Regions from separate parts of the Homo sapiens genome. Here region 2 is linked to region 1. Evidence: chromatin loops called from intact Hi-C (ENCODE). Cell type or tissue: PC-9. All regions are shown on one strand. Each heading gives the region's core, and the rest is flanking DNA. Links, peaks and the distances in the headings are about the cores only.

Region 1 (4,403 bases), core at 156-4,155:
CAACATGTAATCAATATAAAATTATTCATGAGCTATTTTACATTCTTTTTGGGTGGTGCTACATCTTCATAATCCAGCTTATATTTTACATTTATAACACATCTCAATTCAGACTGGCCACATTTTCCAAAAGTGGATAATTTATTGCCTTGTAGTAGATAAAAATAAACTAAATATTACTATTTGTCTGTAACTAGATGTGTGAATTGTTTTGAATGATTAAAACTACCATGTCTTATGTCATTTTTCAGGAAAGGCTATAAAGGTCTCATATGATGAGTGGAACAGAAAAATACAAGACAACTTTGAAAAGCTATTTCATGTTTCCGAAGACCCTTCAGATTTAAATGAAAAGCATCCAAATCTGGTTCACAAACGTGGCATATACAAAGATAGTTATGGAGCTTCAAGTCCTTGGTGTGACTATCAGCTCAGGCCTAATTTTACCATAGCAATGGTTGTGGTAGGTGATTCGTTTGTAAAAACATTTCAAAAAATGATGTGCTAGAGTTTGCTTAGTTCCTTATTCCCATTTGTTTTCAAATTCACTTCATTGCTAAAAAGTAGTATATTGCTTACTAGCTAGTTTTAAATAGTCTTTCCTAATTAATCAAGTATTATGCGTATCACTTTTAACCTGTAACATTCAGTATCCAAAAGCCGAAAGTAATAGATGATGACTAATGAAGTGCTTCCTAGAGTTTTTCACATTCAGAGCACACATAGAAGATGTTATTTGTGGCCAGATGCAGTGGCTCACACACTTGGCGGACTGAGGCAGGAGGATCACTTCAGCCCAGGAGTTTGAGACCAGCCTGGATATCATAATGAAGCCCCACCACCATATTTGAAAAGAAAAGAAAAGAAAATGATATTTGTATAGCACAATAGGTTACATGGAGTAGGCTGCTTGTGCTAGATCCAACTACTTCAGTTAGCCCCAGGCCCCACCCAGCTACCCTGAAAGCTGAGGGTCTCTGTATCCTACACACCTGTGCTATAACCAGTGCCTCAGCACACTAGTTGGAAAGCCCTGAACTAGTGAACTAAAGTGGATAGCTTTAGTTAACATTCTGTTTTCATTGTTGCATTGCTGCAATCAGTTTGTCCGGCAAAGAATTTTAGACTCTCTGCTGTTTTAAATCTATACTTTAGTCTAAAAATAAACTACAAGGAAGTAAAATAGAGAAGGTATGTGTTCTTCTATGCCTGGCTAGCTGTTTTCACGTTGTCAAAAAGAGTACCAAACCTACTACTATAAATTATAGTAGAATGAAAAGTGTAAAAGTACACAAAGGTAGCTTTGGTTCAGCGTGGACCATTAAAATTAATGCATATTCTTGGTCAACAATGCTTTTCTCTTCTTTCTCTGTATCTCTGATAAATTTACTCATGCTATTGGAGTAAAAGTTCTGTGTTTATTTATGGCCCCAGAAGCAAACAATGGGTATCAGATGTACTTAAAGAAAGCTATTATGAATCTGCTGAAGAATGAGTTACATAAATTTAAGTGTGTGCTGTCTGGGTTCAGTGGCTCACACCTGTAATTCCAACACTTTGGGAGGCTGAGGTTGGAGGATCATTTGAGCTCAGGAGTTCAAGATCAGCCTGGGCAACATAGTGAGACTTCATCTCCACAAAAATTTAAAAAAAAATTAGCCATTTGTGGTGGTACACACCTGTAGTCCCAGCTGCTCAAGAGGCTAAGGCAGGATGATCGCTTGAGCCCAGGAGATTGAGGCTGCACTGAGCTCTGATCTCGCCACTGCACCCCAGCCTGGTGACAGAGTGAGACCCTGTCTCCAAAGGGGTTAAAATAAAAGTGTGTTCTGCCTTCAGTGTAGCTGTGGCAACTTCCTTTTGGAGCTGAGTAACTTTCTTGAGGTGACACAGAGAAATAATCACCTCTAAAGGCTTTCCTAACTTCTACGGCCAAAAACAGTCCTTCTAAGTCAGCCTCATAGGATTAGATCTGTTTAGGCATCTACACTCAAATTCTGACCCTCATGGTATTTTAAGTAATTTTTTTCAAGCTTATGAATAGTTTCTGTGGGTAGGAACTAATTCTTCTGTGATCTTAAAAATTTGTATATTTGTTTTTGGCATTCACTAGGCCCCTGAGCTCTTTACTACAGAAAAAGCATGGAAAGCTTTGGAGATTGCAGAAAAAAAATTGCTTGGTCCCCTTGGCATGAAAACTTTAGATCCAGAGTAAGTTGGAATATAAGTATTAAGAATGTTATCATATTTAATCCAAATACATTGACATCAACCATAATTTTTTTTTTTTTGCCAGGGCAACAAAAGGAGATGCCATCTCTACAAAAATAAAAGTTAAAAAAAAAATTAGTTGGGAGAGATTGTGTACACCTGTAGTCCTAGCTACTCAGGAGGCTAAGGCAGGAGTATCACTTGAGCCCAGGAGATCAAGGCTGTAGTGAGCTATGATGGCACCACTGCACTCCAGCCTGCTTGACAGAATGAGACACTGTATTAAAACACACACACACACACGCACACACACACCAAAACTCACAATTAAAGCTGACTCTTGTGACCAGCTCTCCAAAAAAAGAAAAGTAACAAATGGAGTATAGATAACTGTGTTATAAGTTCCATGTATTACAATAAAGCAATATGTATATTCAGTTGCTATTTGTAATCCGATAATAGGCCAATTTTAATTTTAAAATAATTTTATGGAGAAGCTTAAAAATCACCTTTCCAATCTATAATTAATAAAACCATGTCTTTAATTTTTATTAATTCAAATTATTCTATATATATTTCAATTATTAGATAGGCTTCAATATATTAGAGGCCTAGGAAATAGTTGACTTTAAACCAAGCCATATTTAGTGCCAGGCTAACTTCTTTAAGGCAAGATACCAGAATATTTTACATTTTTTATATTAACCAGTATTTGTTAATCATTTTTAACACATGATTAAAGTCCTGTGAACTCAGTATGTACTAATTTAAGGTTAGATGGATGATGTACTAATGCCGAGCTTATTCTGTAGAAGACAAAATAATTGATTATTTCTCTTACCTTTGTTATTGAAATTTTTCTAATGCTTTTTACATAATATCTGATCATCTTTTATTTAACTTAAATTTCAATCATTTTGCAGTGATATGGTTTACTGTGGAATTTATGACAATGCATTAGACAATGACAACTACAATCTTGCTAAAGGTTTCAATTATCACCAAGGACCTGTAAGAATTTCATTTATCTTCTGAGTTTCAGTTTAAATTATTTTTCAAGTAATTTTTAGGTATTTATGGTTTTTTTTGTCTTTTAAATAATCTTTTTTAGGAGTGGCTGTGGCCTATTGGGTATTTTCTTCGTGCAAAATTATATTTTTCCAGATTGATGGGCCCGGAGACTACTGCAAAGACTATAGTTTTGGTTAAAAATGTTCTTTCCCGACATTATGTTCATCTTGAGAGGTAAGTCATCAGGAGCATGTAATTTCCATAACTAGTGTTTAGTCAGTTTATTAGCTATTAGGTAAATTACAGTTTCTTAGAATTGATTTCTGTATGCCCTAGGTATCCCAATGAAAAGTGAAGCCTTTATTCTTTAACATGACAAATTCTGTTATATAATTTTCACTTTCTCTTATTTTGGGTTGTTATTTATTTTAAGTTGAGGTCTTGATATTGTGCGATTTATACATGTGGAATAGTCTTTGATTTTTAAAATTTCCCTGATGTTTTTGGATGTGGTTAGCACAGGATAAATATAAAAACTGAAGGTACTCAGCCTGGGCCTTTTGAGTTAATTGATTTAAAGATATATCAAGAAATAGTTTTCAGAAATGCTTTCATTATAGTTAAAATATCAGAACTGGTCTTTTGCCTGTTAGTTCAAAAAACATTTTTCACTTCCTTGTCCTAATTATTAGCAAATAGACAGTGTCAGAGTTACGTATCTTTATAAGAGTATAAATTCAGAGTGTATCTTAATTCCTCAAATTTTAGATTATACCTAAGTATATCTATATTCTATTCCTCAGATAATGAATAAACAGCACAAATTTTATCTCCTTTCTTACAAGCACATAAGGGACTTCTGCGTGTTTCATATTAATAGAGCCACTCCTGGTCTGTTTTGTTTGGTTGTCACCATGGTACAGATTTTACCATCCTTTTAAGCTATTTATGTCTTTGTATTTAAAGTGGCTTTCTTGTACATAGTAGCATGTAATCGGGCCTTGCTCTCGTGTAGCACAACAGTTTCTGCTTTTGGAATATTTAGACCATTTACACTTAAGGTCTGAAATTGTGAAATTTAAATGTTTGTTGTCTGTTTATTCTGTCTGTTCTTTGTTAGCTTTTTCCTCTTTTTGTGCTTCTTTTGCATTGAATATTTATTATTTCATTTTAATCTCCTT
Region 2 (4,403 bases), core at 336-4,335, 50 kb after region 1:
GATAACACATATAAAATATCTAGAACAGGCAAATTCTTAGATCACAGAAAGTATATTAGAGGGAAGAGATGTGGTGAGTCATTGGGAAAAAATGAGAGTAAAGTCAATGAACAGAGCTGACACTGCTCAGTGGCAACACATTGTGAAGTCCTGCTATCCTGGGTGTAGGTGATATTAAATAGTTCTTGAATTAGATGCTAATTCTGCCCTCTAGAAGGGGGTTCCCAATTCATTGTTCTTTATGTTCCTTGATTTGACCTTCTGGGAGACAGTTCTTCCTTTATTATATTTTTTAGTTATATGTGAAGAGGGTATTGGAGAATATGCACTCTTTGGAGGCTAACCAGTATCCTGAGCTCATTTCCTGTGTATAGAGGGCTGTAGGCCAAAGAGACATGTTAAGTTTTGTCTAGGCTCTTGGCTCCTTTGGCAATACAATTATCTTATAAACATTACTGGTTTCTTATCTCTTAGATTCCAATCAGCTTCATTTGCCAATGGCCATAACACAGTTCTTTCCTTGACATATCTCCATTTATCTGTCTACTTAATTCTAGGTACCTTGAGCCTATCAAGCTTGGTGGGAGACCAACACCTTTATTCCCTGTTCATTTAGCCATTTCATCCAATTGAAAGGACTTACTAGGTGATATCTCAATCCATTTAGAGATTTTAAAGATAGGTATGACAGGGATAGGCTTGGTTTGATTTTTTAAAATTATTATTAAAGGCTTCCATTAGAAAAGTATTTGCCATTGTCAACTGTGCCAGTTCCTGAATTTCTATGTTGTCTTTATTCCTTTCCATTCCTGCTTACAAATTAGTAAATTATTTTTTGGCTATTTCTCTTTCATGAAGTGTCTTTCAAATACATCCAACATTAACCTACACATGCTATTAACATTTTGTTTTCTAGTCTCTTGCACTGGAGCTATAAACTTACTATGTTCATTATTTAACTTTTAAGTAATTGTAGGTCACAGTTTTATCAAATATTCCATAGTACACCATGGGTTATCATTCTTCCAGCTGCTAAAATCAGTTTGCTTGCCCCCATCACTTGGCCCCTAAGTCAAAGTCACAAAAGTCATGCTTTTGTTAAAATACACCCATCTCTGGCCATAAGTTTCTGTATTAATCAATATATGCTAGGTTTTGTCAAAAAAATTTTTTTTCAACTTCCAAGTGCTTGGAAATTGGCAAAATCTTAGTGTGACCTCAAAGGAAGATGTGGAGGCAAAATTAATATAAGTAGAATTTGGGCCAAGCTTGAGGATTGCAACTTAGGAGTACAGATTCAAGTTGCCCTAAATATACACTCTGATTAGCAGCAGTTACAAGTGGATTTTTAAAGGAAAAGAAGAGGCAGCTCCTGACTTGTTTACCAAGAATTTACATATTTTAATGTAAATTAAAATGTTATTTTAAACCCAAGCTACTGATGGGCTATACATTGTTGTTGTTGTTGTTGTTGTTGTTGTTGTTGTTGTTGTTGTTTTGCATCATAAATTCTGGGAACACAAAGATCATGGGTGAGGCAGCTAGTCAGGAAGAAAATTACTTTAAATAATTGTCCCCAAGCATGGATGTAGAGTGGGAGTTGCAGGATGGAAGGCAAGAATGACCAAAATCCCATGCTCTTGTCTCTTTGGGACTGCATACCTCCCAAAGCTCAGACTGCCCTGAGCTATTTTTCTTTTCTCATTTGTAACATAAAATAATAAAAAATGTATTTCTTGTTCATGCTATACGTTTACTGTAGGTTATACATCTCCTAATTCTAGGATACAGTCTGATGATGAAGCAATGCTGCACATTGCCAGACTCAAAGGCAGAGAGAAAGAGGAGTCTAAACAGTCGCAAATTGGCAATTCAGTGCCCTGGCCCTGAGGTAATTGGCCAGAACTGGACATGTGGTCTCACTCAACCACAAGAGAGCCTGAGAGTGCAACCTACTTTAAGAAGTGCCCTGCAGGTTGAGAGTGGGAAATAGTTGGTGAACAGCACAATCCAATTGCATATGAACTTCGTAATCAAATGTACACTAGGACTGGTAAATGAGGCCCAACTTTACTGGAGTTGTAGCCCCCATTCCCAGATTTAAGAGGTCCCTTTAACAGCACAAGTGCATACTATACATACTGTGCACCTTTCTCTAGTCTTCCACAAAGGAAGCTGTGGTGATTTTATCAGGTAACTGTGCTAGATACAGGAGAATCCCCAAGGCTTTAATTTATATTTAACCCTGACTCTGAGATGAAACCAATTCATTGATTCTCAAATAGACTTTAGAGCATCAAGTGATAACTGAAGCTTTGATCAACAAGCCCCATAGGGTAGCAATCATGCAGGGTAGCTTCTCCAGTTTCCGAATGTACAGAGGGAGGAAAGGGCCTCATCTCCCTGAAATCTCCTCCTGGGCCCCTGACTCGAAGAATAAGTCTACTATAGGAAAAAACCAGAAGCCACTGAAATACTCTTCCTCAGAAATGAAAAGTAAGTTTTATTTCAAACCTATCAGATCCATGTTCTAGAGAATGTTAAACTCTACAGATCCATCTCAGAATCAAAGGACCATATTCATATTGACAGTTAAGCTCTTATAATGGAAGTAACCTCATTCAACTCTTCTTAGAAGTAAATGATGGACAAGTAGATAATCTTTGGCAATCCTTTCCAGTTTTGTTTACACATAGGTTTCTTTTTCCCCCTGAAGAACTAACAAGAAAAAGCCAGATTCAATTACTATGATTTGGCAGCTTGAAACAACAAACTGGTTTTTCCTGCTCCTGAGCTGAAATTTCAATTAAATAGTTTTAAAAGCTATGATGGCATAGGAACAAAATATTTGTCAAGTGACACCTGGAAACCTGCAGCTTAATTCTCTAAGCACTGAAATTTTTTTCAATATTTTAACCATTTTGAGCAGAAATTCCTTAAAAATGTCTATCAACATAGTCCCTGCCCTCTTTCTTTCTTGTTTGTTGTCTTTTCATTATTTTCTCCTGGGTTTTCTAACAACGTCTGACCTTTATCCATTAAAGTCTACCAGCTTGGCACTGTCTGAAGATATTGATCTAGAGAATGTCATTTTGTGTGCATAATGTTTGCAGCGTCAACTGCACTAAACATAATTTGATCTGGCCTTAATTTCTCTGGGGCATCATAGGGAATCCCAGTTATTGTACAATATCATAATGCACTCATGCCTTCAATAGGGTTGCCACATTTAGCAAATAAAATTACAGGACATCCAGTTAAATTAGAATTTCTGATAATCAATGAATTTTTTAAAGTATATCCGAAATATTCCATACTTCGTTGCTTATTTGAAATTTAAATTTAACAAGGCTTCTGTTTTTTTTTTTTTTTTTTTTTTTTTTTTTGAGACAGAGTTTACCCTCTTGTTGCCCAGGCTAGAGTGCAATGGTGCAATCCTTGGCTCACCGCAACCTCTGCCTCCCGGGTTTAAGCAATTCTCCTGCCTCAGCCTCCTGAGTAGCTGGGATTACAGGCATGTGCCACCACGCCCCGCTAATTTTTTGTATTTTTAGGAGAGACGGGGTTTCTCCATGTTGGTTAGGCTGGTCTCGAACTCCCAAACTCAGGTGATCTGCCTGCCTCGGCCTCCCAAAGTGCTGGGATTACAGGCGTGAGCCACTGCGCCAGGCGAAGGCCTCTATTTTATCCGACAATTCTAATTAGGTACCACTGAGACACATAGTCCTATTTGGCCCTGGCTGCCTTTAGACTATTATCTTTTTCTCATTTGAAAGAGCTGCAGACCTTGGGTACTGATTTGAATTGTTGGATGTCCAGACTTGCAGTTCAGGCTCAGCTGACATTCTTGCCCTGGTGAGCTTCTGTACCTTCCTCTTCGCCCTCTGAAGGTTGGCTGAATAATCAACTGACAAAAGTCAGATTAATAAGAGAAGAGGCAGGCTGGGCACGGTGGTTCATGCCTGTAATCCCAATACAATGGGAGGCTGAGGCAAGAAGATCACTGGAGCTCAGGAGTTTGAGACCAGCCTGCATAAAATAGTGGGAACCCATCTCTATTAAAAGTAAAAAAAAATTAGCCAGGTATGGTGGCATGTGCCTATAGTCCCAGCTACTCAGGAGGCTGAGGCAGGAGGGTTGCTTAAGTGGGAGGCTGAGGCAGGAGGACCTTGGAGGTCAAGGCTACAGTGAGCCATGATCATGCGACTGCACTCCTTCTAGAGAGAGACCCTAACTAAAAAAAAAATAAATAAAAAAAAAAGAAAGAAAAGAAAAAAGGCATAGAAATTTATTAGTGTACATGAGGAGAAATCACAGGGTGATTACTCTTATCCCCCATGTAGTACAGAAGGGTATACCATCTTTACAAAGAATGAGAGCTCCAAGCATGGCCAAAAATAGAT

The links. A loop is a pair of places that touch in the nucleus more often than their neighbours do. Peaks named below come from ENCODE experiments on the same cell type or tissue, not always from the same donor. Only the 100,000 strongest peaks of a DNase experiment are listed, where the experiment ranks them.
Region 2: it touches region 1 in a loop (2.0-fold over the local background); 3 of 110 quality-filtered maps call a loop at or near these places.

Annotation. Positions count from the first base shown.
Region 1 is chr1:99,913,276-99,917,678 of GRCh38, forward strand. AGL (amylo-alpha-1,6-glucosidase and 4-alpha-glucanotransferase) reads left to right here. Exons shown (of 34, transcript NM_000642.3): 30 at 252-463; 31 at 2,114-2,211; 32 at 3,135-3,222; 33 at 3,323-3,456. All of the region lies in intron 6 of LOC124904230 (a long non-coding RNA gene), which reads right to left. Among named protein-coding and RNA genes, the nearest start is that of SLC35A3, 55 kb to the right of the region's middle. In PC-9, for the core only: no CTCF peak of the experiment used is centred there; no DNase peak of the experiment used is centred there.
Region 2 is chr1:99,963,089-99,967,491 of GRCh38, forward strand. All of the region lies in intron 1 of LOC124904230 (a long non-coding RNA gene), which reads right to left. Among named protein-coding and RNA genes, the nearest start is that of SLC35A3, 4.7 kb to the right of the region's middle. In PC-9, for the core only: no CTCF peak of the experiment used is centred there; DNase peaks (open chromatin) are centred at 2,763 and 3,103; H3K4me3 peaks cover 630 bases; H3K27ac peaks cover 2,359 bases.